Linked DNA regions of Homo sapiens: region 2 is linked to region 1. A link is a loop called in an ENCODE intact Hi-C map of the cell type or tissue named here. Cell type or tissue: mammary epithelial cell. All regions are shown on one strand. Links, peaks and the distances in the headings refer to the core of each region. The heading gives the core; the rest is flanking DNA. Region 1 has its middle 160 kb from the start of SH3BP4. Region 2 has its middle 68 kb from the start of LINC01173.

What was found. Peaks named below come from ENCODE experiments on the same cell type or tissue, not always from the same donor. Only the 100,000 strongest peaks of a DNase experiment are listed, where the experiment ranks them.
Region 2: it touches region 1 in a loop (15-fold over the local background); 3 of 110 quality-filtered maps call a loop at or near these places.

Annotation. Positions count from the first base shown.
Region 1 is chr2:235,099,411-235,116,031 of GRCh38, forward strand. No RefSeq gene overlaps it. Among named protein-coding and RNA genes, the nearest start is that of SH3BP4, 160 kb to the left of the region's middle. RefSeq lists an enhancer at 14,621-15,168. In mammary epithelial cell, for the core only: a CTCF peak has its summit at 7,903 (motif pointing left); no DNase peak of the experiment used is centred there.
Region 2 is chr2:234,742,374-234,758,994 of GRCh38, forward strand. It overlaps the pseudogene HSPA8P10. Among named protein-coding and RNA genes, the nearest start is that of LINC01173, 68 kb to the left of the region's middle. In mammary epithelial cell, for the core only: a CTCF peak has its summit at 9,380 (motif pointing right); no DNase peak of the experiment used is centred there.

The DNA.
Region 1 (16,621 bases), core at 6,848-9,347:
CTGTGCAGTGAGCTACCATGTCCTAAAAGGGCCATTTGGCTGGGACTTCAGGAACGCTCTAGGAGTTGAGAGTGACCCCCAGTTGACAGCCAGCAAGAAAACAGGGACTTCAGTGCTGCAGCCTCGTGGTACTGGATTCTGCCAACAACTACATGAGCTTTGAGGACCCAGAGGCTTACAAAAGAACCACAGCCCCTACAGTGACACCTTGAGTTCAGTCTGGTGACCCCCTGGACAGAGGACCCAGTTAACCTGTCTGGAGACTCCTGACTTACAGAAACTGTGAGATAATACATTTGTGCCGTTGCTGTATATTCTCATGTAGTAAAATAAAGACATAAATAAATTTATGTTGCTTTAAGCCACTGAGTTTGTGCCAATTTGTTATACAAGCATAGAAAACGAATGCAGATCATATCAGAATAGAAATCAGTATAGCTGACCTCAGTAAGAGTTTTAAAAAGAATTTTATGCATCTGTCATAGAATAAAGGATTGCTGGTATTGGGTTAAAAACTTGAGAACCCTGAATGCATCATTTAAAAGAACTAGCACTGTGCTGGGGGTCAAAGAACATGGCCGTGCCAGGCTAACGGAGACAAGTCACTTCATTGCTAAGCATGTTAGTGTTAGGCCCTGTTCAATGAGGAGATGCAGCAAAATTGCTCCTTAAGTTTCCTGTTAGTTTCAAAACACGATGCCAATAATTTCCAAGTTTGTCTCTTTCAATTACAAAAGCGATGAATATTAACGTTCATTTTCCCGTGTAAACCCTTGCAGTAGTCAGCCTCCTTGGTTTATTTTTTAAAAGGCCAAATTATGTGGTCTTGTCAGCGTCTCCACCTTGTCTTTTATCCCTCCATTCTCACTTACTCCAGCTAAGCCGACAGCTTTGCAGGGTTCTTTTTCTTGTGTAGGTGTGTGCACCTTTATGCACCTGTGTATCCACCAAGGGGCCCTGGCACATCACAAGTTAGTGGTCTGGGAAAAGTTCCCTAACCTCTTTGTGTCTCCCCTTTCTGGTGTATAAAATGGAGGTAATAATACCTTCCTGTCTTCTGTATAGGATCGTTCGTTCATTCAGCACACATTTTTTAAGGACCTACACTGCTGTCACCTACTCTTTAGGTGCTGGAGATGCAGCAACGAACATACTACACAAAATCACCTGCCCTGTGGAGCTCATATTCTATAGCAGATGGTCCATGAAGTCCTCTTTGAGGAGATGAAATGTGCGGCAAGATCTGAATGTAGGCAGGTAGGGGCCACACAGACCCCTGGGGTGACGACATCCAGGACAGGGACAGCACAAGCTTAGGCCAAGGCATGCTATAATCAGTGCCTCCAGCTTGCTGTGCAGCTCAGAGAAAGTCACTCTGCCCCTCTGAGCCACCTTTCTCTCATTTGTATGAGACAGTCAGTGATTTTCACCCTGGAGATTTGGACCTCTAGAAGGCCCGTCAAGAAAGTAATGCAGGCTGGGTGTGGTGCCTCACACCTGTAATTCTGGCATTTTGGGAGGCCAAGGTGGGAGGAAGGCTTTAGGTCAGGAATTCAAGACCAGTCTGGACAACATAGGGCGATCCCATCTCTACAAAAAAGAAAAAAAAATTAGCTAGGCATGTTGGCTTACCAGTAGTCCCAGCTACTCAGGAGGCCAAGGTGGGAGGATTGCTTTGCACCCAGGAGTTCGGGGTTGCAATGAGTTATGATCATGCCACTGCACTCTACCCTGGACGACAGAGCAAGGCCTTGTCTCACAAAAATAAACAGAGAGAGAGAGAGAGAAAGAGATGAAGGAAGGAAGGGAGTGGGGAGGGAAGGAAGGGAGTGAGGAGGGAAGGAAGGAAAGAAGCAAGATCAAGAAGGAAGTCTCGTTATACAAATAAAGACAGCCCAGTTTCAACATTTTAAATGTGACTTTTTTGTTGTTTTTGGATGGAATCATATCAACTCTCTAACACCAGTTATAATATAATGATCTTCAGCCATGCAGCTGAGGAATTAAAAATGGAGAAGTAATTATTTCAGAATAAGAACACATTTTAAATGGAGGCTCTTTTTTTCCTTTCCTATTTGTTTTTAAATTTCTATAGGTTTTAGGGGAACAGGTGATGTTTGGTTACATGAATAAGTTCTATAGCAGTGATTTCGGAGATTTTGGTGTGCCCATCACCCAAGCAGTGTATACTGTACTCCCTCACTCCCCCGACCCTTTCCCCCAAGTCCCCAAAGTCCGTTGTGTCATTCTTATGCCTTTGCATCCTCATAGCTTAGCTCCCACTTGTGAGTGTGAACATACAATGTTTGGTTTTCCATTCCTGAGTTACTTCACTTAGAATAATAGTCTCCAAATCCATCCAGGTAACTTCAAATGCCATTATTTTATTCCTTTTTATAACTGAGTAGTATTCTGTTATATATATATAATTTACAAAGCCAGAGAGCAGTTTCTTCTGCTCGCTGGTAGCTCCTGCCCTGTGTCTTTTGGTCACATTCCTCTTTAGGGTAGGTGGGTGTTTCTTGGTCTGGGAACTAAGTGCCTTCAGACAAAAGTGGTACCTTTGGCCCCATCAATTGCATTTGTAGATGAAGGGCCTCAGTTAAAGATGTGTTTTCAGGATATGGTGCTCTGCAGTGAGAGAGCAAAAGTTTTTCCTGAGGTTGGAAAATGATGACCCGCTGGAGCTGGGATATTATATATACATAATATATATATACCACAATTTCTTTATTCACTTGTTGGTTGATGGGCATTTGGGCTGGTAAGTGGAGGCTCTTTTTAAGTGGAGGCTCACATGCACAGGCTCCGTGGGAAAGAGAACTTGGGGACCATAGGGCCAAGGAGGTTTGGAGGCCTCCCAGCTCCAGCTGGTCATCATTTTTCAACCTCAGGAAAAACTTTTGCTCTCTCACTGCAGAACACCATATCCTGAAAACACGTCTTTAACCGAGGCCCTCCATCTACAAATGCAATTGATGGGGCCAAAGGTACCACTTTTGTCTGAAGGCGCTTAGTTCCCAGACCAAGAAACACCCATCTACCCTAAAGAGGAATGCCAACAAAAGACACAGGGCAGGAGCTATCAGCAAGCAGAAGAAACTGCTCCCTGGCTTTGTAAATTCTGATTTCTGCAGCTACTGGAGTCTGGGAAATAGCTTCTAAACGTCCTCCTACTCTGCCTCCCCCCTCTCTCGATGAAAGAGACTGAGGGTCCAACAAAGAAATGCCAGCATCATTCAAGGGAGTTGAAGCCCCCGTTAGCAAGGCAGTCTGCTCGGACTGGGAGCAGTGGCACACATTCTGTTCTCAGGGACGTTGCTGCCTGAATTCACGTTTCCTGGAGGATGCTACGGGCTGAGTCCTCTAGCCAGGAACGGGATGCTTCATCTGGAAGTTTTTAGGAGCCCTTCCTCTCAATAGGATGTTATTGTACCAGAGAATTGCCTCAAGCCAGTGCTCTCTCTTGGAACTGTTTTCTATTTTTTTCAACTTTGTTTTACACTGGACTGGCACACAGGGAGGCAAAGATCTCATCAAGGCACTTCCAGTGACTTTAAACAGCCACACAATATGGGCCCCAGTTTCAGCTGCTGCTTTGGCCCTTGGCGACGGAGGATAACGTTTAAGCCAATATACGCTGAAGTTTGGGCTTTGCTCATAAGTGTTTCTATTTAAGGGAAGGGGATGTGGATGATGCCAACAGTTACGGATGGAAAAGGAAGATTATACACCAGGAAAACTCATTTCCAAGGAAGCAGCCTGTGCACGTGGCTTCCCGGGCTGCGGCTGGGTTCTGAGTGCGGGCAGCAGCTGGGGAGGGCACACCACTGACCTGCCAACCCCAGGGACAAATGTGCTCCTGCCCAGAGCAAATCTGTAGCTCCTTCGATTTCTTTACTTGGATTATCGGAATCAAATGCACTTGCTTTTCTTTCTCCCTCTCCTTCTTTCTTAAAATGCTTTTCCAAAGACATTTGTCTTCCACGAACCACTGTCTGCTATTTGTACCACTGGACTTTTTAGTCTCTTGCTAATTTTTTCTTTCTTTAACATCCTATGAATGATTCATGTCTTGGGTGCCCAGTCCTCCCAAACAGCACACATTGGTATAAATGAAATGTGAGAGTAACAGCCAAGTACTCATGCGCTCCTGGTTCTGAGGCCCTGTACTTTGCAGCTAGAGTCCCTTTCCCCGTGTACAAGCAGGTATTTTAACCCCAGTATTTCTGCTAAGTCAACCGGCCTCCAGAGATATTAGGACATTAAGACTTTGTCTAGTCCCACAGCTAGTTGGAAATACGGGGTGAAATCTTCTTCCAAGCAACATTTCTAAAGGGGTGCTCCATAGACCACCTGCATCGGAATTCTCAGGGGTCCTAATGAAGCCCGGGAATTTGCATTTTCAATAAATTTGCTAGATGATTTAAAAACAAAGTTTGAGTCCCTGTCTGTATCAGTCTGTTCTCACATTGCTATAAAGACATACTTGCCACTGGGTAATTTATATAAAAGAGTTTTAATTGGCTCATCGTTCTGCAGGCTGTACAGGCTTCTGCTTCTGGGGAGGCCTCAGGAAACTTACAATCATGGCGGAAGGCGAAGGTGAAGGAAGCATGCCTTACATGGCAGGAGCAAGAGGAAGAGAGAGCAAAGGGGAAGGTGCTACACACTTTCAAACAGACAGACCTCGTGAGAACTCTATTGCGAGGCAGCACTGGGGGGATGGTGCTGCAACATGAGAAACCATCCCCATGATCCAATCACCTCCCACCAGGCCCCACCTGCAACACTCAGGATCACAATTCAACATGAGATTTGGGTGGGGACACAGAGCCAAACCATACCCGCATCCTAATGTCTATGAAACAATTAAACAACACACACACACACCAGAAGCTGTAATTTTTGTGTAAGTGAACAGCTTCCAACTCAAAATAGCAGTCAGAGTGGGTGGGTAGGTGGTCATTGATATGAGAAATGGATAATTGCCATGCAGTAAAAGGCATTTAAAAAACAAAATTTTTTGTAAAAGGCAAAACATGCTCATGGAGTAAGTATCAGGATACAAAAGAGAAAACAGTGACAAGCAGTCTGCCTGCCCCACTCTTGCCTAGGGACCCTTCCTCCCTCCCCAGAGGCCACTACAACTGATAGACTCTGTTTAGGAGAAAAGACTTGAAAATTGGGGAAAACCTTACAGGCCGAGTTCAACTTGGAAGTGGTATTTTTATCATGTAAAGACAATGAGGTCCATAAAATCTTCCCCCAGCCCACTTGCAGGCAGACTCACACCCCTCCCCCATCAACAAGATGTTCTCACCCTCACCCTTATACCTAGGACCTGTGAATGGGTACCATTCTGTGGCAAAAGGGAATGTGCAAATGAGGTTAAGATTATGGATTTGTGGCCTGGCGCCAGTGGCTCCTGCTTGTAATCCCAACACTTTGGGAGGCCAAGGCGGGAGAGTCATTTGGGGTCAGGAGTTTGAGACCAGCCTGATCAACATGAAGAAACCCCGTCTCTATTAAAATACAAAAAAAATTAGCCAGGCACAGTGGCTGGCACCTGTAGTCCCAGCTACTCAGGAGGCTGAGGCAGGAGAATCGCTTGAACCTGGAAGGCAGAGGTTGCAGTGAACTGAGATTGCGGCACTACACTCCAGCCTGGGAGACAGAGCAAGACTCCGTCTCAAAAGAAAATATATGTGATTTTAAAATAGAGAGATCTTCCTGGCTTATACGGGTGAGCCCAATCTAATCACATGAGCCCTTGTAGGAGACAAAACATAATTTCTTTTCTATCCTTTCCCTTTTTCTGGGTTCTTAGTTGAGACACTCTCCTGAAAACAAAAGTCAAATTAACTAAAGAAAAACAAGCAGACGTTTATTAACACCTGCTGTACCCATCACATGAGAGAGGTCTCAGTTCAAAAGTATTTCTCTCTGAAGGCAGTGGCTTAGAGGCCTTGCGTAAACAGTATTCTAATGAAGAGCCATAAATTCTATACAGTGACAAGATGAAGGTGAGAGCAGCTCTCATCTTTTAAAAGGTGGGAAACTAGAGGAAGATGGTAAAATGCATTCCCAGACTCTTCTGGTGTCTGCTGCTGCCTTCTCTGGGTGGATGACAAGCACTGTCTCCAGGAAGGAGGGACTGAAGTCCTGCCATCAGGTAAGCGGAGGCCAAGGCAGTGTTTCCCTGCGTTTTCAGTGTCTTGAACTAACAGTTCTCAATATTTTGAGGAGAAATATTTTGATTTCCTTTACTCTGAAGAGCACAGAACTTTGTCCAGCTGCAGCCCAAAGCTGTTGCCACAGAGAGAGTTGTAGGATCTGGAGTGTGGGAGGGACGGAGTGGCTGTGGCTGGAGGAGAAGCCACGTGGAAAGTGGAAAGAATACAGGTCACCTCGAGGAGCAAAGACTGGCTCCCAGTGGAGGCCACAGGGAAATGAGACCTCCCTCCACAACTGCGGGGAACCAGACTTGCCCACCAATGAGTCATCCTCAGAGCTGCAGAAAGCAGTGCGGCCCAGCTGACGCCTTGCTTTCGGCCTTGTGACTCCACCCAGATGTCGTCGGACTTCTGACCTGTAGAACCATGAGCTAATAAACAGGTGTTGTGTTAAGCCCTTGACTTTGTGATGATTTGTTGAGCTTGCTGGACGTGCGCTGTGGGGATGCGTGGGTGCACGTCGTCATCCATGGAGGTGTGTGTCGGTGTTGACATCTGCATTGGGTACGCGGAAGAGGGTTCATTTGATTGTGAGTTGTCCCACGGTTAGCCTGTCACTCCAGGAGCGGCTGCAGCCCTGCCTCGCTGGACAGTGGGGATGACAGAGTTTCTGTGACGTTCCTGGGAAGGGGTGAGGACTGGAGGAGTGGGGATTGGTTGGAAGGGTTGGGAGGGTCACCTGCTTGAAGCTGGGTTTGTGGCAAGTGTTGTTTCCAGTGGTTGCTCTTCAGGCTGGAGCTGATTTGGGGAGGGGAAGCTGCGGGAGAGTGAGCGTGGCTCGCTCCCCAGCCAGCCTGGTACCCACGCAAACTGCCGTCCTGCCTGTCCCTGTGGGTTTGCTGCTGCTGTTGCTCTTGTTCTTTTCATGGTTGGCCCCACGTGTGTTCAGCCCTTAACCTGTTAAGGGGATGAGCTTTGGAACTGACACCCCTGGGCCATTTCTCCAAGTCTTTATGCCTTGCTGACCTCATGTGTATAATGGTGTGATAATAATAGGATGTCTTTTATAGGGCTCTGTAAGGACCCAAAAGGCACCTGTTTGTAAAGCACAGAATGTGGAGTGTGTGAGCCCATGCCCTATAAAACGCATTCTTGTCTTGCGCTTCTGTTGGCGGGTGGTCCTCACTGGACCCCCAGAAGCTTTCACATGGTGTGAGGGCCCCATTTGCCTGGCGCTTCCTTGGATCATATGCCCCAAAATAGACACACTTTTGGTCTTCCATGGAACCAAATCCAGCCCTCGCCCTAAAAGCAGCCCCGTCTTCCAATTAAAATGAAGAGTTTTTTTTAAAGTTCTGCCATCAGCATCTCTTCTGAGGAACTCCAGGAGATGGCCTGCACTGGGCCCTGGGATCACATTGCTCGTCTCCAGCCCGACCCCCATCTGTGGGGCTGCCTGAAAGTGGCGTGTCTCTCTTGCAAACTGCTGCTGGACATTTCACGGGGGTGGTGGGCAGCCTCTTAATGGCGAAATCCAGCAGGATTTAAACAAGTTAATGATTTGGATAGTGATCCTCTGCCTTGCCCCACCCTCCCCTGAGAATGCTGCATCTCCCTTTTTCATTTCCGGACTGGGATGGGAAAGTGACCCTGGACCCACGGCTGTCAGGAGCAAAGTCAGAGCCTTTGATTGGAGTCAGAGCCTTTGATTGGAAACCAGGCGCCACCTGCTGACTCCCAAAGCTCACTTCTTTGGTCAGTTTCTGTGCCTGGGACAAGGAGTCTAAGAGCTCCCATCCATCTAGTTCTCAGGCAAAGTTGCACATTGACTCTGCCTTTGACATTGGCAAGAGGAGCCCCTTCCTTTGGCCCCAAGCATTAGAGGGTCAAAATGACTTATTCAAACAGCATGGCCTGTCTACAGGACATTCAGGCATACACAATAGTGGCTAAATTCAGACATCTTTGATATTTTACCAACTTTCTGTCATTTAAAACAACAGCTTTACATATATTGCTCAGGGTCTGAAATTTGTCTCTGGCAAAAGTGACCCTAAACTCTAAATATCTGCTCTGGTCAATAATACTGTGTAGGCCCCAGGGAAATGCTTCTCTGTAGGTCTGTGTCTCGAGACCAAAGGTGACTTTATCCAAAAGCTGTGAGGTTTGTAGATTGCACAACTGCAGCTATCAGAGATGGTCACTGAACTGCGACCATTTTGAAAAAGAAGATACAAACTAATTGACTTGTCAAATTCTTCCTTGCAGAGAGCATGGATGCAACCGATTCTTGCATAACCAAATCCTTTCCCAGGAGTGCTGAAAATCCATTTTCTGTTAGTGATTTCAGAAATATTCATAGATAAATAGAGTACTCGAAGCCCTTGCACCTGGTGTCTCAGGAAGTTTTTTCTTTTTCTTTTTTCTTTTTTTTTTTTTTTGGAGACAAAATCTTGCTCCCTTGCTCAGGCTGGAGTGCAGTGGCATGATCTTGGTGCACTACAACCTCCACTTCCCCGGTTCAAGCGATTCTCCTGCCTGAGCCTCCCAAGTAGCTGAGATTACAGGCACCCACCACCACACCCAGCTAATTTTTGTATTTATAGAAGAAAAATTGCTACTAAATTTTGCCATGTTGGGTCTTGCCATGTTGACCAGGCTGGTCTTGAACTCCCGACCTCAGGTGATCCTCCCACCTCGGCCTCCCAAGGTGCTGGGATTACAGGTGTGAGCCACTGCGCCCAACCAACATTTTTCAATATTAAACAATTTGTGTCACTTATTACATTTTATATGTATAGATCTAGATACAACATATGTGATGCTAAAGCTGATTCTTTTTATTTATCTATGAATCTTGATATTGCTTTAAGGGATGGGAAAAATCATACGAGTGGTAATAATTTAAATGATAAAATTAAAACATTTTGTATTTTATGCCACAATGACAATCTCTTTTGTGCAGCCCTATTACAATGTTTGAATAAGTTATGTAAATTCCTGGTACGTTTCTGCATCACAGTACTTTCCTAAAACTTATCGACAATTCCAATAGCTATAGCTTTAGCGGGTCAAAGTTTCCTCAAAATAAAACTAATAAAAAATGATCTGAGAACCTTAATGATTTCAGAAAGTTTGCTTAATTTGTCATTACTATCAATGGAATGCAAATTATATGAAAATATTGATTCTAACAACGTAATTAGTGTTCTTTGCTAAAATTAAGAAAAGACAAAAATTTATGGATAATATATAACTTATCAATTATGTATGTTGTTACTTACTTATTCAAACAGTGTAGCCTATCCACGGGATATTTAGGCATACACAATGATTATTAAATTCAGATGTCTTGGATTTTTACCAACTTTCTGTCATTTAAAACAACAGCTTTACATATATCGCTCCATTTTTGTTCTTATGAAGGTATGCTTTTCAAGATAGAATGATGAAACATACTTATTCATTCGTTTTATTTGTACCTTTTAAATATCTCTCTACTATATCTGTATCCTATACCTCCCGATACACACACGCGTGCACACACATGCGTGCACACACACATGCACACACACACGTGCACACACATGCACACTACCTGGGTCTCCTTTTGTACCCTTGCCCTAGACACCACAGATGCTAGGAGAAACCTGCTGTTATTGATTTCTTCCAAAGTAAAACTTGCTCAGGTTGGTTCTAACATATGACATTCTGGTTTATAAAAAGTATTGGGGTAAGCATTTAGGCTTATTAAAATGTTACGTTAGGGGCACTGTCTCTAAAAGGGATTGCCTGACTTGGGGACAAGGAGGTTAAAGAAGGCCAGCAAGACACTTTAAAGCTACCAATGTCAAAATAAAGGGGGTTCTGGCCAGGCGCGGTGGCTCACACCTGTAATCCCAGCACTTTGGGAGGCTGAGGCAGGTGAATCACCGGAGGTTAGGAGTTCAAGACCAGCCTGGCCAACATGGTGAAACCCCATCTCTACTGAAAACACAAAAATTAGCCGGGCGTGGTGGCACATGCCTGTAATCCCAGTTACTCGGGAGGCTGAGGCAGAAGAATCACTTGAACCCGAGAGGCAGAGGTTGCAGTGGGCAGAGATCGCACCATTGACTCCAGCCTGGGCAATAAGAGTGAGACTCTGTTTCAAAACAAAAATAAATAAATAAATAAATAAATAAATAAATAAATAGGGGGGTTCAATCAGGGAGGTGTCCTGGAGAGGAGGTCTTGTCTGGGAAGCTGTGAAAAGGGGACATGAGCTTTGTTACAGGAGCCGTTATTGAGTTCAGGAATTCTCAGGTCTGCTTCTGGAAGCTTGCTCCTCTTTTCTGAGCAGTAATGCGGAAATCATAGTTGATTCTGATGCCTGTAGTGCTTCCCACTCCAAGAATACAAAAGAGAGGACTTGGTTCCTGCCCCCAAAGGGCTCTTAGGGGCTGCCTTTGTAGAGAAGCATCACTTCATGAAACAATTTTATTTCAAAATCACTTGTTGCTAACTAGTGTGGTCGTTCCTCAAAAAATTAAAAGCAGAATCACCATAGGATCCAACAATTCTACTTCCGGGCAAAAACATAAAAGAATTAAATGCAAGGTCTTGAACACGTATCTGCAAACTCATGTTCCTAGCAGCATTATTCACAAAAGCCAAACAACGGAGGTTGCAACTGAAGTGTTCATCACTGGATGAATGGATAAACGAACTGTGGTGTATACACACAAGGGAATCATACTCCGTTTTAAAAGGAAGGAAATTCTGACACACACTACAACATGGATGATTGCTGAGGACATTATGCTAAGTGAAATAAGTCAGTCGCAAGAGGACAAACACTGCACAGTTTCTTTTACCGGAGGCACCTTGTGAGATAGTTAATTTTCTGTGTCAATTTAACCGGGCTAAAGGGTGCCCAGATAGCTGGTAAAACATTATTTTGGATGTGTCTCTGAGAGTGTTTCTGGAAGAGGTTAGCACTTGAATCTGTAGACCAATTAAAAAAGAACTGTGCTCACAGGTGTGCGCAGCCATCACCCAAACTGTTGAAGGCCCAAAGAGAACAAAAAGGAGGAAGGATGAGTCTGTTCTCTCTGCTTGAGCTGAAACATCCATCTTTTCCTGCCCTGAGATATTGGAGCTCCTGGTTTTCAGGTTTTCAGACTCAGACTAGGACTTATACAATTGATTCTCCTGGTTCTTAGGTTTTCGGACTCAGACTAGGACTTATACAATTGATTCTCCTGGTTCTGAGGCCTTTGGACTCAGGCTCTATCACACTATAGGCTTTCCTGGTTCTCCAGGTTGCAGACAGCAGACTGTGAGACTTCTTGGCCTCCATAAGCATGTGAGCCAATTCCCATAATAAATTCCTATCTATCTATCTATCTATCTATCTATCTATCTATCTATCTATCTATCATCTATCTATCGTCTACCCTATCCGTTCTGTTTCTTTGGAGACCCTAGCTAATACCTCTAGAATAGTCGAATTCATAGAGAGAGAAAGAATGGTGGTTGTCAGTGGCTGGGAGGAGGAAGGAATAGGGAGTTGTTCGATGGGTGCAGAGTTTCAGTTTTATAAGACGAAGAGCTCTGGGACTGGATGGTGGTAATGGTTGCTCAACAATGAGAACGTACTTAATGCTACTAAACTCTGTGCTTAAAAATGGTTAAAATGGTCCATTTTAATCTTACATGTATTCTACCACAATTTAAAAAACTATTTGCTACTAATTCACACGTTGCTTCCCTCTTTCATGAATCACAAGATGTTTTCTAAGAGGCCTACAGTGATTTCAGGGGCAGAGGGGTGAACAAGAAGAGCCCCCATTCTCTGCCCCAGCAGGCTGTGACCTGGTGAAGAAGACAAGCCCAAACAAGTAATAAGGGGCCCAGGTCTGAAGGTTCAGAATGAAATGACTTTTCTCCAGCATCTAGAAGTCACCTTCAGGAAAGCCCATTTTGAGATTTTGGACTGGTATAATTTATAATCACTGGATCATGGAATATGAGGCTGCTAAGGGTCTTCAGATATTCAGATATCGCCAGGACGACAGCCACCTCCTATTGATGAGAACACTGGGATACAGGGTTTTCTGTGAGCAGCTCAAAGCCCCATGGCCAGGGAATCCTTGCACATAATCCCACCCAGCCTCTGGTTTTTATATTTGTCCACAGAGCTTTCCTTTTCACAGCCAATATTCATAAGGAAGGAGTCAGTGTCACCCATGGTCTGTCCAGTGGAGTAAGGTCCTCAGATTTCCAGGGGAGAAGTCCAACCTGCAGGGGCAAGACACACATGAAATGATAACTCAGGCCTTGCAGAGCACGTGTTTCTTAGATACCCTTGTATCTAAGGGTATCTAAGGGTATCTAAGTACCCCAAAGCGAGTCCTCAGATGCTGAAATGCTTTGTGTTAATCTCAGGCAGCCTCATCCCTGAAGTCATGTTCTCAGCTTCCTAACAGAACAACAGCATTTCAGGGTGAAGCTGGCATTTCAGCCCAGGCCACCAGCATAGGTTTGTGATCTTAATAAAACCAACATTGGCCTTTTATTTCCTGGAGGTGGCAGAGTTTTCACGGTGTGTAGGATAAAAACACCAATGGATCCTTTACGCTCTCTTGAAATAGAAATCTGAGAAACGTATTCAGGAGGCCACCGCTGGGAACTAGCTCATGTGAAGCACATCAACTCTCCTGGCGCTTTTCAAAATCCTTACTTATTTCCCTCAAAGTTTGAAGATGTGAAAATTCAGACTAAGGATATAAGATGTATTAAATTGAAAAGTATCAAAAAGGGACTTGCTTTGTGTGATGGTTAATTGTATGCGTCAACTTGGCTGGGCCATGGTGCCTGGTTGTTTGGTCAAACACCAGTCTCCATGTCGCGGTGAAGGCGATTTTTAGATGTGGTTAACATTTAAATCAGCTGTCTTTGAATAAAGCCTAGAATCCTTCATAATGTGGGTGGGCCTCATCCAATCAGTTGAAGGCCATAAAAGAAAAGACAGAAGTTCCCTGAAGAGGAAGAAATTTTGCCTCCAGACAACCTTTGGATTCAAGACTGCAACATCAACTCTTACTGGAATTTCCAACCTGACAGTCTGCCCTGCAGATTTCATACTTGCCAGCTCCTATAATTGTGTGAGCTAATTCCTGCTCTCTCTCTCCCTGCCCCCTCTCTCTTTTCGTGTGTGTGTGTATGTGTGTGTGTGTGTACATTATATACAGTTGACCTTTGAACAACACAGATTCAAACTGCATGGGTCCACTTATACATGGATTTTCTTCCACCTCTACCACTCCTGAGAGAAAAAGACCAACCCCTCCTCTTCCTCTTCCATCTACTCAACATGAAGATGACCAGGATGAAGAGCTTTATGATTATACACTTCCACTTAATAAATAGTAAACATATTTTCTCTTCCTTATGATTTTCTTAGTGACATTTTCTTTTCTCTAGCATACTTTATTGCAATAATACAGTATATAATGCATATAACATACAAAATATGTGTTAATCAACTGTTGATGTTATGGGTAAGACTTCAGATGAACTGTAGGCTATTAGTAGTTAAGTTTTGGGGGAGTCAAAAATTATATGCAGATTTTGAACCGCACAGGGAGTTGAAACCCTCAACCCACTTGTTGTTCAAGGGTCAAGTGAATATACATATATCCATTATATATACATATATATATATATATATATATATATATATATATATATATATATATAGTGTGTGTATATGTGTCTGTGTGTGTGTATCTCATATTGGTTCTATTTTTCTGCAGAACCTTGACTAATAGATTTAGAAATCAATCATTGGTACTCATGAAAATATGAGTCAAGCTTTTAGGTGAAAATACTGAACTTTATTTACTGGTTTCTTATTTGTTCTTTGGCATTTTCTTTGATAAAACACACTTAATATAAGGGTAAATTTGTACTTTCTTCAGAGCTATTCCAGGACTCTAGAATTTTCTCTAGTCCTTACTCTGTCCTTTCTTTAATCTCTTCCAGAGCCAGAGTCTTCCCCTCTCTGCAGCCCCATCTCGAGGTGTCCTCTCTCCTCCTCTTCTCACCTCCTTCTTTGAGCTCCATGCCTTTCCTTGCCTTGCAGCTCAGACCTTGTTGCTCCCTGTTCTTTGCTTCCCCGAAGAAGAAAGTCTCTCAGCCCCCACACTCCTCATAGAGGTGTCTATGGCCCCGGTGGGGGCTGTCCGGTGAAGTCAGAGCGCGACGGAGCCTGCCTGTGCGTGATTCGTGGCTGCTGAGACTTGATACCAGCAGAGGGGCTTTGCCCTGCCATGTGTTCACTAGCCGCTCAGCCTATTCCCAGGCCCCTCATCTCCAAGACCAGCAGCCCCGCTTCTGTGTGGGTGGTAGTGATCCAGGTGGTGTGAAGTGCAGGCAGCTCCACCAGAGGTCAGCCCTTAAGCCCTGCAACAGCCTGCGGCAGAGCCAGGAGGACTCTTGCAGGCAGGGAGCTGATGGAGGGATGGGCCCAGCGCCTTCTGGGTCCGTGCAGGGGGCGGGGCAGGGAGAGGATGGTGGCAGGACCAGGACCTGCCCCGGCACTCCCAGTGCTCTCTGCTGGGCCCTTCTGCCCGTTGCCTTCCTCCCACCCTAGGCAGAGCCCGAACCTCCACCCAGCCCCACCTGCTTTGGGTCCTTCTTGGGATCTGATTCCAGACTCTTTTGGGCTTTATCCAGCACACTTTCACTCACTTCCACCACCTCCTCTATGCCGCAAAGGAAACGCCACCTTCGATGTGTTTGAGTTATGTAAATTAAAATAGTGTGATATAGGAAAGATTTTAAAAACCTCACTCTAAATGAGATGGATCTTCTCCAAACTAAGAAAAACAGTCACTGAGAATTGCATTCTATAATTTCAAAGCTTGCAAGCACAGCCAATTCTGACTCGTCTTCGTGCTGTCGTCATATGCTAGGGATACTTCCACTGAAAAGAAATTCCTACCCAGCTTTTAAAAGAATAATATGAAGCACGTGGCTGTTCGTTTGCATCTGAACTTCTGTGAGCAACCATTGTCGTGCAATTTTAACATCGTTATTATCTCCTATGGGAACGTCATCTAAGCCATCGAGAAGTGGTGGTACCGTTGCTGTGTGACAATCTGTGTCCTTAAATCAGAAGTCAGTGGTGACAGGCCGGGCACGGTGGCTCAGACCTATAATCCCAGCACTTTGGGAGGCCGAGGCAGGCAGATCACCTGAGGTCAAGAGTTCGACACCAGCCTGGCCAACACGGTGAAACCCCATCTCTACTAAAAATACAAAAGTTAGTCAGGCATGGTGGCGGGCGCCTATAATCCCAGCTACTTGGGAGGCCGAGGCAGGAGAATCGCTTGAACCTGGGAGGCAGAGATTGTGGTGGGCCAAGATTGTGCCATTGCACTCCAGCCTGGGTGACAAGAGTGAAACTCCATCTCAAAAAACAAACAAAAAACCAAAAAAACACAAAAAAGTCAATGGTGAGGAGGCCAAAGAAGCACTATTATACTACTTGCTATTTTAGAAGAGGCCACTGAAAAACATTAAGAATGATGCGGAGGAAAAAAATCAAAGTAGTATGGAGGTAGTTGAAGCCTTATGTTAAAATATTATATAACAAAGCAAGGGTAATAAAAAATAAAAGTGTTGGCTACATGGTGAAGACACCCTTTCCTGAGTCAGATCTGAGATCTCACTGGTTATGGAGAATCTGCTCACGGTTGTAGAGGAAAGAAACCTAAAAGAAAGTAGAAAGGCTAAGCTGACTTAGAACGCAGAAAAAGCAAAGCAGAGAAGAAACAGAAAAAGCAAATGGGTAGGCTTCAGAAAAGTTTAGGGGCTTGTAGAGAGGGAGAAAAAAGAAAAGAAGAAAAGGAATTTTAAAAGGATTACTGTCGTGTGTGAAATATATGTCATTTAACTTTCTTAGAGACATGACTGTGATTGGCATTACAGTTACTTCGCATGCTTTGGATGACACCATGGTGAGAATGGGCCACGTGGACCATTGAGATATATTTGGATTTCACATGGCAGAGAAAATCAGCTGAATGATAATTAATGACGCATCTGTTTTTGAAAGTCTATTGTTTTATATTGAGCTATGTAAATTTGATATAGGAAAGATTCATGAAATCTCACTCCAAATGACATGGATTCTCTCCAAACTAAGAAAAAAAATCACCAAGAATAGCATACTGTAATTTCAAAGCTTGCAAGCGGCTTTGAAATTTTAAAATATTCATATAATTTTTTAAAGGATGGGTAGGAATTTCTGTACACAGTGGAACTATTCCTGCCATATGACAATAGCATAAAGACAAGCTAGAATGGACTCTGCTTGCAAGCTTTGAAATTACAGTATGCAATTCTCAGTGATTCTTCTTCCTAGTTTGGAGAAGATCCATCTCATTTGGAGTGAG
Region 2 (16,621 bases), core at 8,302-10,801, 360 kb before region 1:
TCGTGGAGGGTGGCCTTCAGATAATGCCAACAATTCTAAATCAACACATAGTAGCACATCTTTGTTATTGAGAAAAGATGAAATATCAGAAAAAAATAAACAACTGAAATTGATTTACCTTTTGAGAGTGGAAATGGGGATGAGGAAGTGAGAAACAAGGGATTATTGTTTTCATCATAAGCCTCCTAGGACCAAGGACCACTAGATCCTTTAAACTATAGACACGTATTACTTTGATAAACATTTAAAATAACAACAGAAAGTCACAATGGAAATCACCATGCATATGCCAAAAATTGTTGAATCTTCAATTATATAAAGAACAAAGCACAAAATTAAAATCAACAAGAAGAAAATTATGTCCTAGAGAATTTCCTACCCAAGTCTAGCTTACTTTCTCCTCAGTGAATAGCTTTGTCATTGTTTTGCTAATTTAATGTAAATCCTGAGACATCATCATACAAAGTTGAACATGTATGTCACATAGTGCTGTGTCTTAGGACCTGTCATAGTGTCTGGCATCTCATAGCTCCTCAAGGAATATTTGTGGACTTGAAGTAAAGTGACAGGAGCCTCCTTGTGTCCGAGATTCCTCAGATTTTTCTCAGAGATTCCTTTAAGAACCATCTCCATGAAAATCATTTCTGAACTTTCTATAAAACTTCACAAAACATTAGTCATTAATTTGCTTAATGTTCCCTTCAGAAGGATCCACAAGATAAATTCCTCTCTGAATTTAACACCCCAAAAAAGTCAGCCTTCTGAAGAAATGGTGTCTAGCAATGAGAATTATATAACTTGTCCTTAGCTTTAGCTCCTAGGGCTGAAAGTTTTGTGTCTACTTCAGGTAGGTTAATAACTGGAAGGACCTTCAAGCTGATGAACACTCTTTGAGTTTTTGTTAATGCTTATTCAGGAGATGAAAAGTGATTTATTCTCTTCCTTTTCTAATGTCAATTTTAAGTGGATATTTATTCTCTAGGACATGAGTTGCATTTTTTTTACTTTTTTATAGACCTGTTTGTTCGAACAGGTCTGTGAGAAAGTAAATTGTAGGAAAGTGTTCACTTATTTTTCTATATGCATAATCAAGTATCGGAATGCTCAAGAATTTGTATCACAGCTAAGATACTGCCACTGTAGGAACTTGGGTCTGAAGTCTCTCTTCCTATGTTTGACCAGCTGGGTAGAACGTGCATTTACTGGTCTTGGTGGTGGATGCAGAACCAGCACAGGGAGCTCAGCCCCTCAGGAACTCCTAGGACATCTTCTTGGTGTGGCTTCTGCCCTCAGGGCAGACTTAGGATGGTGGGTTGGCAAGACATTCTCTAGTTTATTTTTTATAGAAACTCCTGTTCTCAGTAGACTGACTCTTGTCCAGCCAGTTGATGATTGCATTGTACTTGTCTTGAAGTTTCTCCTCTTCCACAGTGGCCTTCTGATTGAGAGCACAGGAGTTCAGTGAATGGTTGAAACCCAGCTTGCCTCTGTGCTTCTCCTCTTCTGCCTGTGCCTCTCATCTTCTTGCTCCATGAACTCAGTATCTTCCTTTCTCAAAGACATCCTTTGTCTTCAACAATCACAAACTTCTTCTCTTTGCCTGTGCTCTGCTCTGCTGACACACGGGGCTTCCCATAGGCCTCAGAGTCATAGTTTAGATCAACTTGAAGAATGCTGTGGACCCTCAGGCAGGTTGTCATTGGTCATTGATTGCTGTCTCATTTTCATAAATCTGAGTAAGTGTATGATGCTGGTTGTCTGAGAAGCAATAAAGTCTGCACTGCTTAGTGGCCCAGCAGATCAGAACAGAAATAATTCCAACAGAGACTTCTATTCCAAAGATCCTTGAGAAAAAAAAAAAAAATCCTAAACATTGCTAGATCTGTGCCAGATTAAATTGTGGTCCAGACAGCTTTATCTAAGTGACAGTCTCATCCTATCATTGAGAAGTCCCACGTAGGTTTCTTATTCTTTGACATATGACAGAGTGCCCCACTAGGGTGATGTTATAAATCTGTGACCTCCTGGGCATGGTGGATCATGCCTGTAATCCCAGCACTTTGGGAGGCCGAGGCAGGTGGGTCACCTGAAGTCAGGAGTTCGAGACCAGCCTGACCAATATGGTGAAACCCCGTCTCTACTAAAAATACAAAAATTAGTTGGAAGTCTTGGCATACACCTGTAGTCCCAGCTACTCAGGAGGCTGAGACAGGAGAAATGCTTGAACCTGGGAGGCAGAGGTTGCAGTGAGACAAGATCATGCCACTGCACTCCAGCCTGGGCGACAGAGCAAGACTCCATCTCAAAAAAATAAAATAAAATGCAATATACAAATAAATAAATAAATCTGTGACTTGATGAGTTTGCTGTTTTGAAGGGCTCAGGTACCAGGGGCCAGTGGACAAGAGACCATTCAGTTCTTCAAGCTGAGGATGGATATGGAGAATCAGTTGCTTTATGGGGCAGGAGGGCTCAATCATATTCATGGTTAGATGCTTGCAGTAAGTGTGGAGGTAACAGAAATCCCTTTTGGTTTTTTCACACTTGAGTTTGGCAATGACATCATTGACCATTCAGTTGTCAAAGTCTTCTTTAACTCAAGTGGATTTGCTCAGATGAAGATTTGACATAAAAGATACCATCTTCAGAAGGGAGAATAGATACATCAAAATGCCACTTCCACCTTCGAAGATCAATATAACTCTTTTAACATCAACCTTCTTGTCTAAGCCATGAACAGATGCAGTGAACATTGTCTCATTGATGATTCTGAGCACAGTGAGACTGTTCATGCTTCCAATTAAGAGATGAAATAAGCAGACCCATGATGACAAAACAGTAACAATCCTCCCAGAGGTAGCTTCTGCAATCTTCTCCATGTTTTTCAGAAACGTAAAAGACACCTTCTTGGGATGGAAGCTTTCATTCCCTCACGTGTACTGTACCTGGGATTACTGCCACACGCCACCACCACCACCATCATGTAAGCCCCACCCAAATATCCAAACAGATCCTTAGTGATGAAATGGTCTTGGTAAGCTTCAACCACAGTTTGTTTCATTGCACTATCACTGATCATCCAATCAATTGTTTCGTGCTGGTGAGGACCACAAAGCTTGGGATGGTCCTGTTTTCCTGATCATTGCCTGGATTTCCATGTCCCCCTGCTGGAAGATACCCACATAGCAATATATGGTGCCAGGACCAACAACCTCAGATCCATGTGATATCATTGCTAGTCCTCACCCAGGAGAGCACCAGGCTCCAGGAGGATGGGTCTGGTTGTTCAGCAAGTGGTGTAAAAAAAACAGGAGCTCTGTGTGCTGAGTAGAATAAACAAAAACTGATTTTTGACAAATAAAACATTTATATCTCTTTATATTCTAAACTAGATATTTATTTCACACTAGACATAACATTACATTTTAACTCTTCAAAATTATTTTGCATCTGACAGTTTTCCCGTCACTCATAACTGAAGTGCATTAGTCACACTTATTAAGAGTAGAGATGATTTTACGTAGCTAAAGGGTCTTCTTCCTAATAGCCTCAGAAATGCTTTTCTTTTTACCTTTCATGTTGGCCACACACAAAAAAAATCCCAATTTTCTTATAGCTCTTGTTCTCATTTCTATTTTCTTTTATAATTTTTAAAATTATGTCTCGTCTTTTAAGAGTTAGGTGAGTGCAAAAGTAATTGTGGTTTTTTGAATTGTTGGAATTTGCCATTTGATATTGGAATACATCTTTTAAAAATGTGGTTATGTTATACATTGTTTTAATAGGCATTTCTTGCTTTATGTCTTTTTGCTAATGACTTATTACTTGCTGTTTATTTTTGTGTTTATTTTAGACTATGGAAATGCTGTTAGACAAAAAGCAAATTCTAGCGATTTTCTTATTCGAGTTCAAAATGGGTCATAAAGCAGTGGAGACAACTCACAACATCAACAACACATTTGGCCCAGGAACTGCTAAAGAACGAACAGTGCAGTGGTGCTTCAAGGAGTTATGCAAAGGAGACAAGAGCCTTGAAGATCAGGAGCATAGTGACTGGCCATCAGAAGTTGACAATGACCAATTGAGAGAAATTATCGAAGCTGATCCTCTTACAACTACACCAGAAGTTGCCAAAGAATTCAACATCGACCTGTCTGTAGTCCTTCGGCATTTGAAGCAAATTGGAAAGTTTAAAAAGCTCAATAAGTGGATGCCTCGCGAGCTGAGCGAAAAAAAACAAACAAACATCGTTTTGAAGTGTCATCTTCTCTTATTCTATGCAACAACAACGAACCATTTCTTGATCAGATTGTGACATGCGACGAAAAGTAGATTTTATAGGACAACCAGTGATGACCAGCTCAGTGGTTAGACCAAGAAGAAGCTCCAAAGAACTTCCCAAAACCAAACTTGCACCAAAAAATGGTCATGGTCACTGGTGGTCTGCTGCTGATCTGATCCACTATAGCTTTCTGAATTCTGGCAAAATCATGACATCTGAGAAGTATGCTCAGCAAATTGATGGATGCACCAAAAACTGCAACACTTACAGCTGGCATTGGTCAACAGAAATGGCCAATTCTTCACAACAATGCCCTACCGCACACCACACAACAAAGGCTTCAAAAGTTGAACGAATTGTGCTACGAAGTTTTGCTTCATCTGCCATATTCACCTGATCTCTCACCAACCAACTACTACTTCTTCAAGCATCTCAACAACAGGTCTCATCTTTTAAGAGGAATCTTAAATGTTTTAAGTTTAAAAAAATAACATAAATGACTCATTCCTATGAAACAGGATGACACCATTTGTTTTTTGGCTCCAGGATTTCCAGAGACTACATCAGCCCCCTTCCAACAAATTTCTGTTTGTTGGAATCTAGTTAAAGGCAAGCCTGTTATTGTGCAAAGTTCTCAGCAGAGACAGATCTAGGCCAAAGAGAAACTATTTCTCCATGTTTTGTTTTGTTTTCTTCAGGAAGGTGACATCTGCTTCTGCAGGAATAGCATCTTATCTACACTCTTTTCTTCACCTGTGTGAAGAGTTGCATAGGGAAACCTGAATTAATTAACTGTGCCATATTTCCAATTTATTCCAGGGATGTTTATGACTTCTTTATGAATTGGTACCTGCTTCTTGCTCTGGCTCTTTTTTCTAGAACAGAGCCTGGTATATATTAAATCCTTAGTAATTGTTGCTATATGGTTGCAATTTTTTTTTTTTTTTTTTTTTTTTTTGCCATTCTGCTTTGCTCTCTTTTGCCTATACTCTTGAATTTTCTCACTTTCTTCCTCGCTCCCTCCTGTGATTGCTCCTTTGCACACTGTGTTTCCTGAGATAACTTACATGTAATTGTGGCCAGCAAAACTGGAGTCAAGGGACACCCATAGTTTACGAATGGTGGCAGAAAATGTGGTATTTAAACAAGGGTTGGGATAGAGTCACCTAACGGATTCATTAGTCAGTGTATTAGTCCATTTTCATACTGCTATGAAGAAATACTCAAGACTGGGTAATTTATAGAGAAAAAGAGATTTAATGGACTCATAGTTCCACATGGCTGGGGAGGCCTCACAATCATGGCAGAAAGTGAAGGGGGAGCACAGGCATGTCTTACATGGCAGCAGGCAAGACAGCATGTGCAGGGGAACTGCCCTGTATAAAACCATCAGATCTCATGACACTTACTCACTATCACAAGAACCACGAGAACAGCATAGGAAAAACCCCCACGGGGTCCCTCGCATGACACATGGGGATTATGGGGGCTACAATTCAAGATGAGATTTGGGTGAGGACACAGCCAAACCATATCAGTTAGGAAGCTGTCCCTTAAATGGAGGACAAAGTGATTTCCCAAGAACTGCTTCTTCTCATCAGAGGATCTTAAGCAACAGAGAGAGTTTAACTCCTGACTTCACCCACAATAGTAGGAGGCTGGGTCCTTGGCTCATCAACAATCCAGTCATGAGGAGGGAGCAAAGGACAGGCATGTGTGTGTCAGCCAGAAGATGGATATAACCAGAGGTTTTCCCCCTGACATCAAGAGATACAGAGAGGTGAAGGTCCAGACTGTGGTGGAATTATGTCCAGTGACACAGAATTTTGTGCTAGGCACTGAGAACAGAGAGCTAAATGGAATTGACACAGTCCTTGACATCACAGTGCTTACCATCTTGGCAAAAAATAAAGAAAGATATATAGACATTTATTTCTGATGTATGACTGAATGATCCGGGGACTCCCCATTCCCCTGCTGAAACAAACAAGCAAATCCTGAATAAAATATCATTGAAAATGCACTAATAGCCTGGGAAAAAAAATAATGTCCTCCAAGAATTCATGTCTTCCCAATACCTTGTGAAGGGAAGTAAGGTATATAACTAACAAACTAGCAGAGGTGGGAAATGAAATAGGAAAACTACTCAATAATAAATCCAAAGAAAGGGAGAAAGGAGGGGGAAACATAGAAAAGGGAGGATAATAGAAAGTACAAATAAATATGGTAGAAATAAATCCAAATATATTAATAACTACAATTTTTGAAGGGAATGTGATACTACAGGTTTAAAAATATCAAATTACATTTTTAGATCAGACTAGATTTTTTTTAAATCCACCTACCTCTACTTACAAGAGGCACACCAAATTATATGTCAACAAAGATATTGAAAGTAAAAGGTTGAAAAAAATATACCAGGACAATGTTAAACAAAAATTAAACTATGGTATGTAATTAATAACAGATAAATCAACCTTAGAAAAGTATTACTAGAGATAAGAGTATCTTAGTCCATTTGTGCTGCTATAACAAAAATACCTGAGACTGGGTAATTTATCAAGAACAGAAATGTATTTCCTGCAGTCCTGGAGAACAGGAAGTCCAAGATCAAGACTTCTGTCTGGGCGCGGTGGGTCATGCCTGTAATCCCAGCACTTTGGAAGGCTGAGGCAGGCAGTCACGAGGTCAGGAGTTCGAGACCAGGCTGGCCGGCATGGTGAAACTCTGTCTCTACTAAAAATACAAAAATTAGCCGGGCATGGTAGTATGTGCCTGTAGTCCCAGCTACTGAGGAGGCTGAGGCAGGAGAATCGCTTGAACCCAGGAGGTGGAGGTAGTGGTGAGCCAAGATCACGCCACTGCACTCCAGCCTAGCGACAGAGTGAGACTCCATCTAAAAAAAAAAAAAAAAAAAAAAAAAATCCATACTTCCACAGGCTCAGCATCCCCTGAGGGCTGCTCTCTACTTCCAAGGTGACGCCCTGTCGCTGCATCCTCCAATGTGGACAAACACCACATCCTCTCTTTGCATGACAAAAGAGATAGAAGGGGAAAGAGAGCTGAACAACGCATGAAGCCTTTTTTATAAAGGTCACTCACATGACTTAATCACCTTTAAAGGCCCCACCTATTACCATCACATTGCTGATTAAGTTTCAGCACATGAATTTGGCAGAGGTGTGCCATATAATGCTAAAAGTACAGTTCATCCAGTAGATGTACCCATTAACAAAGCTTAAAAATATAGACAACAAAAATTTGACAGAACTACAAATAGAAACAAAAATAGCCTGTAATCCCTGCACTTTTGGGGCTGAAGCAGGAGAATGGCTTCAGGCCAGGAGTTCAAGACCAGCCTGGGTAACACAGTGAGAACCAATTTCTGTTTAAAAAAAAAATACCAAAATTGGCCAGGTGTGGTGGCATGCACCTGTAGTCCCTGCTACTTGGGAGGCAAAGATGGAAGAATCACCTGAGCCCAGGAGTTCGAGGCTGCAGTGAACTCTGATCACGCCACCGCACTCTAGCCTGGGCAACAATGAGATCCTATTTCTCAAAAAAAAGAAAAGAAACAAAAATATCCACTTTTATAGTGGGAGATTTTAACATACTTCCCTCAATAATTAATTGACCAAACAGATGGTTAACGTTAGGTCTAGGGCATAGAAAATACAAGCCTGAAATATTTTATTGTGCCAAGAAATACGGATGTTCTCACAGAATGATGGGAGTATGTCAAAAGAACACAGGAGCCAGTTTGAAGAAGCTTCCACTGGTCAAGTCTGGGATAATTTGAACATCAAAATTTTAAAAATAGGCCAGGTACAGTGGCTCACGCCTGTAATCCCAACACTTTGAGAGGCCAAGACAGGCAGATCACTTGAGCCCAGGATTTTGAGACCAGCCTGGGCAACACGGTGAAACCCTATCTCTACAAAATATACAAAAAATTAGCCAAGCATGGTGGCGCACACCTGCAGTCTCAGCTACTCAGGAGGCTGAGAGATGGGAGGATCACTTGGGAGGTCAAGGCTGCAGTGAGCTGTGATCGTGCCACTGCACTCCAGTCTGGGTGACAGAGTGAGACCCTGTCTCAAAAAAAAAAACAAAAACAAACAAAAAATTGTTAGTGATAGTAATGGAGTATAAGTCTCTGAGAAAAATAGTAATCAATTATCTGAATTAATTACTAAATGCTAACTAATTACTAATTGCTAATTAATTACTAATTTACTGAGCACTGACTATGTACCAGGAGAGTGCCTGGCACCTAGTAAGTGCTCAGTAAATTATAACTGCTTTTATTCTCATTTTGTTATTTGGATATATTATTACTTCTCCCAAATCTTTGGGGCATGCAAAGATTTTTAAGGTGCTAAGGTTTTTAATCAGTCTGTTATACTGTTTTATAAACTGTTACTAAGATAAAATTTTAAAAAAACAGTGTTGAGTAAAATTAATTGAATCAGTAATGATTAATTACTAATTAATTAGTAAAAGTTAGGGAGAAGCTCTTCCTCACAGTAGAATGCCAACTATTAAAGCTAAAAGAAATTATGGGATTAGAAAAATCACAGTTTAGCAACCAACACAGTCTTACTAATTCAAGCAAAAACTATCAGCAGATGAAAATTCTGGAGGGGCAAGTCTGATAAGGAATTAGAATATTTGTATAGTCTCAAAGTGTCTCCCCACATGCTACTTACTCCTTATTAACAAATAAGTTCCTCACACTTAATCAGTTTATTGAACAGCAGAGAAGCCTGACCAACATCATCTTGACTGGGTGATAAAAGAACTTAGTATGCCTAGTAATGGCACACACTGCCAACATCCACATTCCTCCTGATAGAAAACACTGAGACAGACACAGTCTCAGTTCTGTGAGATTCCTGCCAAAAATGCACCACCTGAATTAAATTATGAGAAAACATCAGACAAGCACACGTTGGGAGATGTACAAAGTAACAGGCCTGGATGCTTCAAGAATGTCAAGATTAGAAAAAGACAAGGAATTGGATGGAGACTGAAGAGGCATACCTACCAGGTGCAAAGCTTGATCCTGACTTGCATCCTGGCCTACGGAGGGCACTGTAGGGACAATTAGATGGGGTCTGGAGGATTTGATGGTGTAATGTATCAGTGTTAATTTCCTGATTTTCAGAGCTGAGCCCCACATGCAGAAAATTCCTTGCATGAAGAAAACTGAAGTGTTAAGGGGTAATGAGCCATCATGCCTGCAGCTTATTCTCAGTGCAGCCACTACCAATTGATTGGAGCTAACCCATCAGGAAAAACGCTCTCTGCCATTTTAGAACTATGTGACCTTGCAGTTTTCCTTCCTACCTGCATTTAATTATTATCATGACCAGATTTCCCAGTATCAACAAACACATTCATAGGAGAGATGGGGATAAAATTTGACTTTCCAAATACCTAAGGCTGATTTTGAGATGTGCTGCTATAGAAATAAATGAGAAAAAGAAGTGAAAAACTTAGGAGGAATGGAAATAATCTCTGAGAATAAAACCACCCACGCCTCTCATTTTGCAAAATGCCCCTTGCCTGAAACTGATGTGCTTTCTTCTGCCATAGACCTCAGTCACAATGGGTCTTCTTGCTTTAAAGGCAAATAACCTTCATATGGCGTGACTTCCCAAATACTGGTTATGCTCCTAAAATTCTCCATTACAAGTGAATTCCTAGCACTTCCTAGACAGCATGCTGTCGTGGAAAGAGGAGACTAGGGTCAGTCTGTCTGAGCTCCATGCCCAGCTCACCCAATTCTCAGCTGTGAGACCAGGGACAAGTGACTTCCTATTGCCCAGGTCAGCCTCTCATCTAGAAAGCAGGGTAAATACAAATGGCCTCAGAAGATTTATGAGGCTGCAATGCAGCCCCACTGTGGGCTGAGTGGTAGAGTGCCTGGCACATATAGCTGCTTTTATTCTCATTTTGTTATTTGGATACATTATTACTTATCCCAAATCATTTGGAGCATGAAAAGATGTTTAGGATACTAAGGCTTTTATTCAGCCTGTTATACTGTTTTGTAAACAATTACTAAGATAACAAATTTTAAAAACAGTGTTCTGAATAAAATAAATGTCAATGCAATTTTGTCATGTTGCTCACAGAACTGACCCTGTGTCTTCTAGGCTTTTCCCCTTCATTTTATGAATTATGTGTTCCTTCGACATCAAATAAATGCCCAACTGTTACCAGTTGAAGGTGTCCAGGTTCTTGGCATCAAAGAATTGGACAAAATGCACAAAGTAAGGAAAGAATGAAGCAACAAAAGCAGAGATTTATTGAAAACCAAAGTACACTCTACAGTGCAAGACTGCGCTGCAGCAGAGGGGCCAAAGAGCCCAGATACAGAATTTTCTGGGGTTTCAATACCCTCTAGAAGTCTCCCACTGGTTACTTGGTGTACACCCTATGTAAAGTAGTGACCCACAATCAGTCTGATTGGCTGTGGAAAGCAACCAATCAGAGACTGAAGTTACAAAGTTACACTCCTATGCAAATGTCTAATTGGTTGCATAAAGCAACCAATCAGATATACTTTCAATTTTCCATCTGCTACACAGATGGAAAGAGGGACGGGGTTTGCAAAGGGACTAGCCTCCCATCCTTTTGTTACTTAGGTGTGGAAAGTTGGTGTTTTCCTTTTGATTTAGTTTTAGGAAGTCAGCGTGAATTGGCCTTAGGTTCCCTGCCTCCAGACCCTATTCTCCGGCCGGCAACCCTCACCTTGGGCAGACCTACAAGAGCCCTGACATTGTGCACCTGCTTATGTGTGCGTCGTCTCCCTGGAAGGGGCACAGGAAGCTGATGATGGTGGTTGCCCCTGGGAAATCAGCTGGGTGGATGGGCACAGTTGGGACAGAGATGTCCTCTTCACTTTATACCCTTTTGCAGTTCGGAATTTTGTGCCCTATGAATCTCAGACATATTAAAATAAATAAATAAAATCAAAATGTAAAGATTTAAGATTTTAAAAAATTAAATCCTAGTCCTGAAACTCTCCAAACACCTTCTCCACCGACTGACTTGAGTCATATGTTTAAAGATCATACTTTCTTTATCCAAATGTGAGCAAACACATAATTCTTTAAATGTTGCATTACTGAGTTAGCAGGAAATTAAAGTAACATAGTGAAACCTAAGCACCAAATGTCAGTGTTCACTCAAAAAGAAACATGATCTATTCTCTTGAGAGTTGGTGAGAATGTGGAAGAATGTGAGGAATATCAGGCCAGTAGGGAGCTGAGGTGGGAGCCACAGCCAGGCAACAGGAGGCAGCCAGGCAGCCCCATGGTCGGGCTAGATAGGTCTTGGGATTTAAACGAGCTTGATATAAAAATCGAAAGTAAATCCACAAGTATTAGAATTTTACATTGGACTAACTTACAATTGGGAAGCCTTACAGTATAATAATAATAATGTATGTGGCTATAATCAAGATCTTTTCTAATTAGCTAGGAATTGTACCGGGCTTATAACAATTAGAGGTGCAAGACAGCACAGGAATTTATCATGTATGCACACGTGTGTGCGTATGTGTCTATGAAGTCTGGAATTTGCAAATTAACCAGACAGAAAGGCCTCCAAAAAGCGCCAGTCACGTCTGACTACACAAGGGAAACCTAAGAAGGGAGAGAGCGGGTGAGGGAAAGTGAGTGGGAAAGACAGAGCTGCTCAGAGAGAAGGAATGTCTGTGGCTTTGAGGGGTGAGGGGACAATTCAGGGAGCCAGTCCCCCACAGAAAGCCCCGACTGACATGATCCTCTCTAATGCACACCGGAGATGAAACCCAACACTGACACTCAGGAGTGACCAACCAAGAAGACTGCAGCCTGAGGAGAGGAGAATCTAGGTGGAAAGCTGGATGCGGTGGTTTGTGCCTTTTGTTCCAGCGACTTGGGAGGCTGGGGAGGAAGGCTCGCTTGAGGCCAGGAGTTTGAGAACAGCCTGGGCAACGTCGCAAGATCCTGTGTCCCTCCCTGAGAAAAAAAAAAGAAAGAAAACAAAAGAATTCAGGCTAAAATCACACACTCACTAGGGAGGCAATAACTTGTGGCCAAGACCCCAGACTCCCAGATATCCTTCCCGCACACAGGAGTTAAGAGGGAGCCCAGACAACCACCCCACCTGAGCGCCTGTCATTCTAATCCAAGTCACCTTCAATCTCTTGCTGGAGTTCTTGTATAAGTCTTGTAATGTGTCTCCCTGCTTCTATCCTGGTGCCCGACAGAGCTCTCAACACAGCATCTGGGGGATCCTTTAAAAATTAAATCTTGTCCTTGCGATAGTTTACTGAGAATGATGATTTCCAATTTCATCCATGTCCCTACAAAGGACATGAACTCATCATTTTTTATGGCTGCATAGTATTCCATGGTGTATATGTGCCACATTTTCTTAATCCAGTCTATCATTGTTGGACATTTGGGTTGGTTCCAAGTCTTTGCTATTGTGAATAGTGCCGCAATAAACATATGTGTGCATGTGTCTTTATAGCAGCATGATTAATAATCCTTTGGGTATATACCCAGTAATGGGATGGCTGGGTCAAATGGTATTTCTAGTTCTAGATCCCTGAGGAATCACCACACTGACTTCCACAATGGTTGAACCAGTTTACAGTCCCACCAACAGTGTAAAAGTGTTCCTATTTCTCCACATCCTCTCCAGCACCTGTTGTTTCCTGACTTTTTAATGATTGCCATTCTATCTGGTGTGAGATGGTATCTCATTGTGGTTTTGATTTGCATTTCTCTGATGGCCAGTGATGATGAGCATTTTTTCATGTGTCTTTTGGCTACATAAATGTCTTCTTTTGAGAAGTGTCTGTGCATATCCTTTGCCCAGTTTTTGATGGGGTTGATTGTTTTTTTCTTGTAAATTTGTTTGAGTTCATTGTAGATTCTGGATATTAGCCCTTTGTCAGATGAGTAGGTTGCGAAAATTTTCTCCCATTTTGTAGGTTGCCTGTTCACTCTGATGGTAGTTTCTTTTGCTGTGCAGAAGCTCTTTAGTTTAATTAGATCCCATTTGTCAATTTTGGCTTTTGTTGCCATTGCTTTTGGTGTTTTAGACATGAAGTCCTTGCCCATGCCTATATCCTGAATGGTATTGCCTAGGTTTTCTTCTAGGGTTTTTATGGTTTTAGGTCTAATATTTAAGTCTGTAATCCATCTTGAATTAATTTTTGTATAAGGTGTAAGGAAGGGATCCAGTTTCAGCTTTCTACATATGGCTAGCCAGTTTTCCCAGCACCATTTATTAAATAGGGAATCCTTTCCCCATTGCTTGTTTTTCTCAGGTTTGTCAAAGATCAGATAGTTGTAGATGTGCGGCATTATTTCTGAGGGCTCTGTTCTGTTCCATTGATCTATATCTCTGTTTTGGTACCAGTACCATGCTGTTTTGGTTACTGTAGCCTTGTAGTATAGTTTGAAGTCAGGTAGCATGATGCCTCCAGCTTTGTTCTTTTGGCTTAGGATTGACTTGGCGATGTGGGCTCTTTTTTGGTTCCATATGAACTTTAAAGTAGTTTTTTCTAATTCTGTGAAGAAAGTCATTGGTAGCTTGATGAGGATGGCATTGAATCTATAAATTACCTTGGGCAGTATGACCATTTTCACGATATTGATTCTTCCTACCCATGAGCATGGAATGTTCTTCCATTTGTTTGTATCCTCTTTTATTTCATTGAGCAGTGGTTTGTAGTTCTCCTTGAAGAGGTCCTTCACGTCCCTTGTAAGTTGGATTCCTAAGTATTTTATTCTCTTTGAAGCAATTGTGAATGGGAGTTCACTCATGATTTGGCTCTCTGTTTGTCTGTTATTGTTGTATAAGAATGCTTGTGATTTTTGCACATTGATTTTGTATCCTGAGACTTTGCTGAAGTTGCTTATCAGCTTAAGGAGATTTTGGGCTGAGTCAATGGGGTTTTCTAGATATACAATCATGTCATCTGCAAACAGGGACAATTTGACTTCCTCTTTTCCTAATTGAATACCCTTTATTTCCTTCTCCTGCCTAATTGCCCTGGCCAGAACTTCCAATACTATGTTGAATAGGAGTGGTGAGAGAGGGCATCCCTGTCTTGTGCCAGTTTTCAAAGGGAATGCTTCCAGTTTTTGCCCATTCAGTATGATACTGACTGTGGGTTTGTCATAGATAGCTCTTATTATTTTGAGATACGTCCCATCAATACCTAATTTATTGAGAGTTTTTAGCATGAAGGGTTTTTTGAATTTTGTCAAAGGCCTTTTCTGCATCTATTGAGATAATCATGTGGTTTTTGTCTTTGGTTCTGTTTATATGCTGGATTACATTTATTGATTTGTGTATATTGAACCAGCCTTGCATCTCAGGGATGAAGCCCAGTTGATCATGGTGGATAAGCTTTTTGATGTGCTGCTGGATTCGTTTTGCCAGTATTTTATTGAGGATTTTTGCATCAATGTTCATCAAGGATATTGGTCTAAAATTCTCTTTTTTGGTTGTCTCTCTGCCCGGCTTTGGTATCAGGATGATGCTGGCCTCATAAAATGAGTTAGGGAGGATTCCCTCTTTTTCTATTGATTGGAATAGTTTCAGAAGGAATGGTACCAGTTCCTCTTTGTACCTCTGGTAGAATTCGGCTGTGAATCCATCTGGTCCTGGACTCTTTTTGGTTGGTAAGCTATTGATTTTTGCCACAATTTCAGAGCCTCTTATTGGTCTATTCAGAGATTCAACTTCTTCCTGGTTTAGTCGGGAGAGTGTATGTGTCAAGGAATTTATCCATTTCTTCCAGATTTTCTAGTTTATTTGCGTAGAGGAGTTTGTAGTATTTTCTGATGGTAGTTTGGAATTGAACAATGAGAACACATGGACACAGGAAGGGGAACATCACACTCTGGGGACTGTTGTGGGGTGGGGGGAGGGGGGAGGGATAGCATTAGGAGATATACCTAATGCTAAATGACGAGTTAATGGGTACAGCACACCAGCATGGCACATGTATACATATGTAACTAACCTGCACATTGTGCACATGTACCCTAAAACTTAAAGTATAATAATAATTTTAAAAAAGCAAAAAATAATAATAATAATAAAATAAAAATTAAATCTTGGCCGGGCGCAGTGGCTCACGCTTGTAATCCCAGCACTTTGGGAGGCCGAGGCAGGTGGATCACGCGGTCAGGAGATCAAGGCCATCCTGGCTAACATGGTGAAACCCCGTCTCTACTAAAAATACAAAAAATTAGCAAGGCATGGTGGCACACCCCTGTAGTCCAAGCTACCCGGGAGGCTGAGGCGGAAGAATCACTTGAACCCAGGAGGTGAAGGTTGCAGTGAGCTGAGATCGCGCCACTGCACTCTAGCCTGGGCAACAGAGTGAGACTCTGTCTCAAAAAATAATAATAATAATTAAATCTCATTATATCCCTCCTCCATTCCTCATCCTCCCCAGCTCCTTATTTCCCTTAGAGAAAAATTAAGCCTTAAGTCTTCAATGACCCCACATGCCCTCCATGATCCGCCTCCCTCCTTCTTCCCCATCTCCTCCTGTCCCCCCATGCTCTCTTCCCTCCAGCCACACTGGCCTCCCTGCTCTCCCTTTGAGGTGCCAGGCACACTCCTGCCTCAGTACCTTTGCACTGGCTGCTGGCTCTGCCTGGAATGCTCTTCCCTGAGATAGCCACCCAGCTCCCTCCCTCACCTCCCCAGGTCTCTCTTCAAATGCACCTTTTCTATCAGGTCAATGGTCCAGCCGATATAAAGAGTATATTGTCAGCTCCCTGAACACTGATCAACTTTTCATCCTTACCACCTTCAAACATTCTACATACTTTCCTTACTTGTTGCTTTTTCATCTTTCTGCCCTACTAGAATATAACTTCTCTAAGAGCAGGGAAATATTTTTTTTTCCACTAATGAACCTAAGTACTTGATCAAAGTTTCCATAACTTTTACTCCCTTAAAGCTTGCAACTAGGCAGGGCCTCATAATTGCATATCTGTTCAGCTGGCCTTTCCTAAAAGTGGTAATATACCTGTCCCATACATCAGATATTCACAAGAGGTCAGGAGAGGGGAATATGCCAACACAAGCAATAAGTTAGAAAAATAATTGCTATGGGGAACTCACTGTCCTCAATCTTTCAGCAATAATGAGAAGGAATGTTTGTAGAGGGTTTTGCAGTTTAGAAAGAACTTGCAGTTCATTTTCTCACTTGAGCCTCTCTGCATCCCTGTGAATTATGCATTAGTATCGTTACACGTACTTTACGTGTGATAAAACTGACGCTAGGAGAGGCCTGAGGTCACTCAA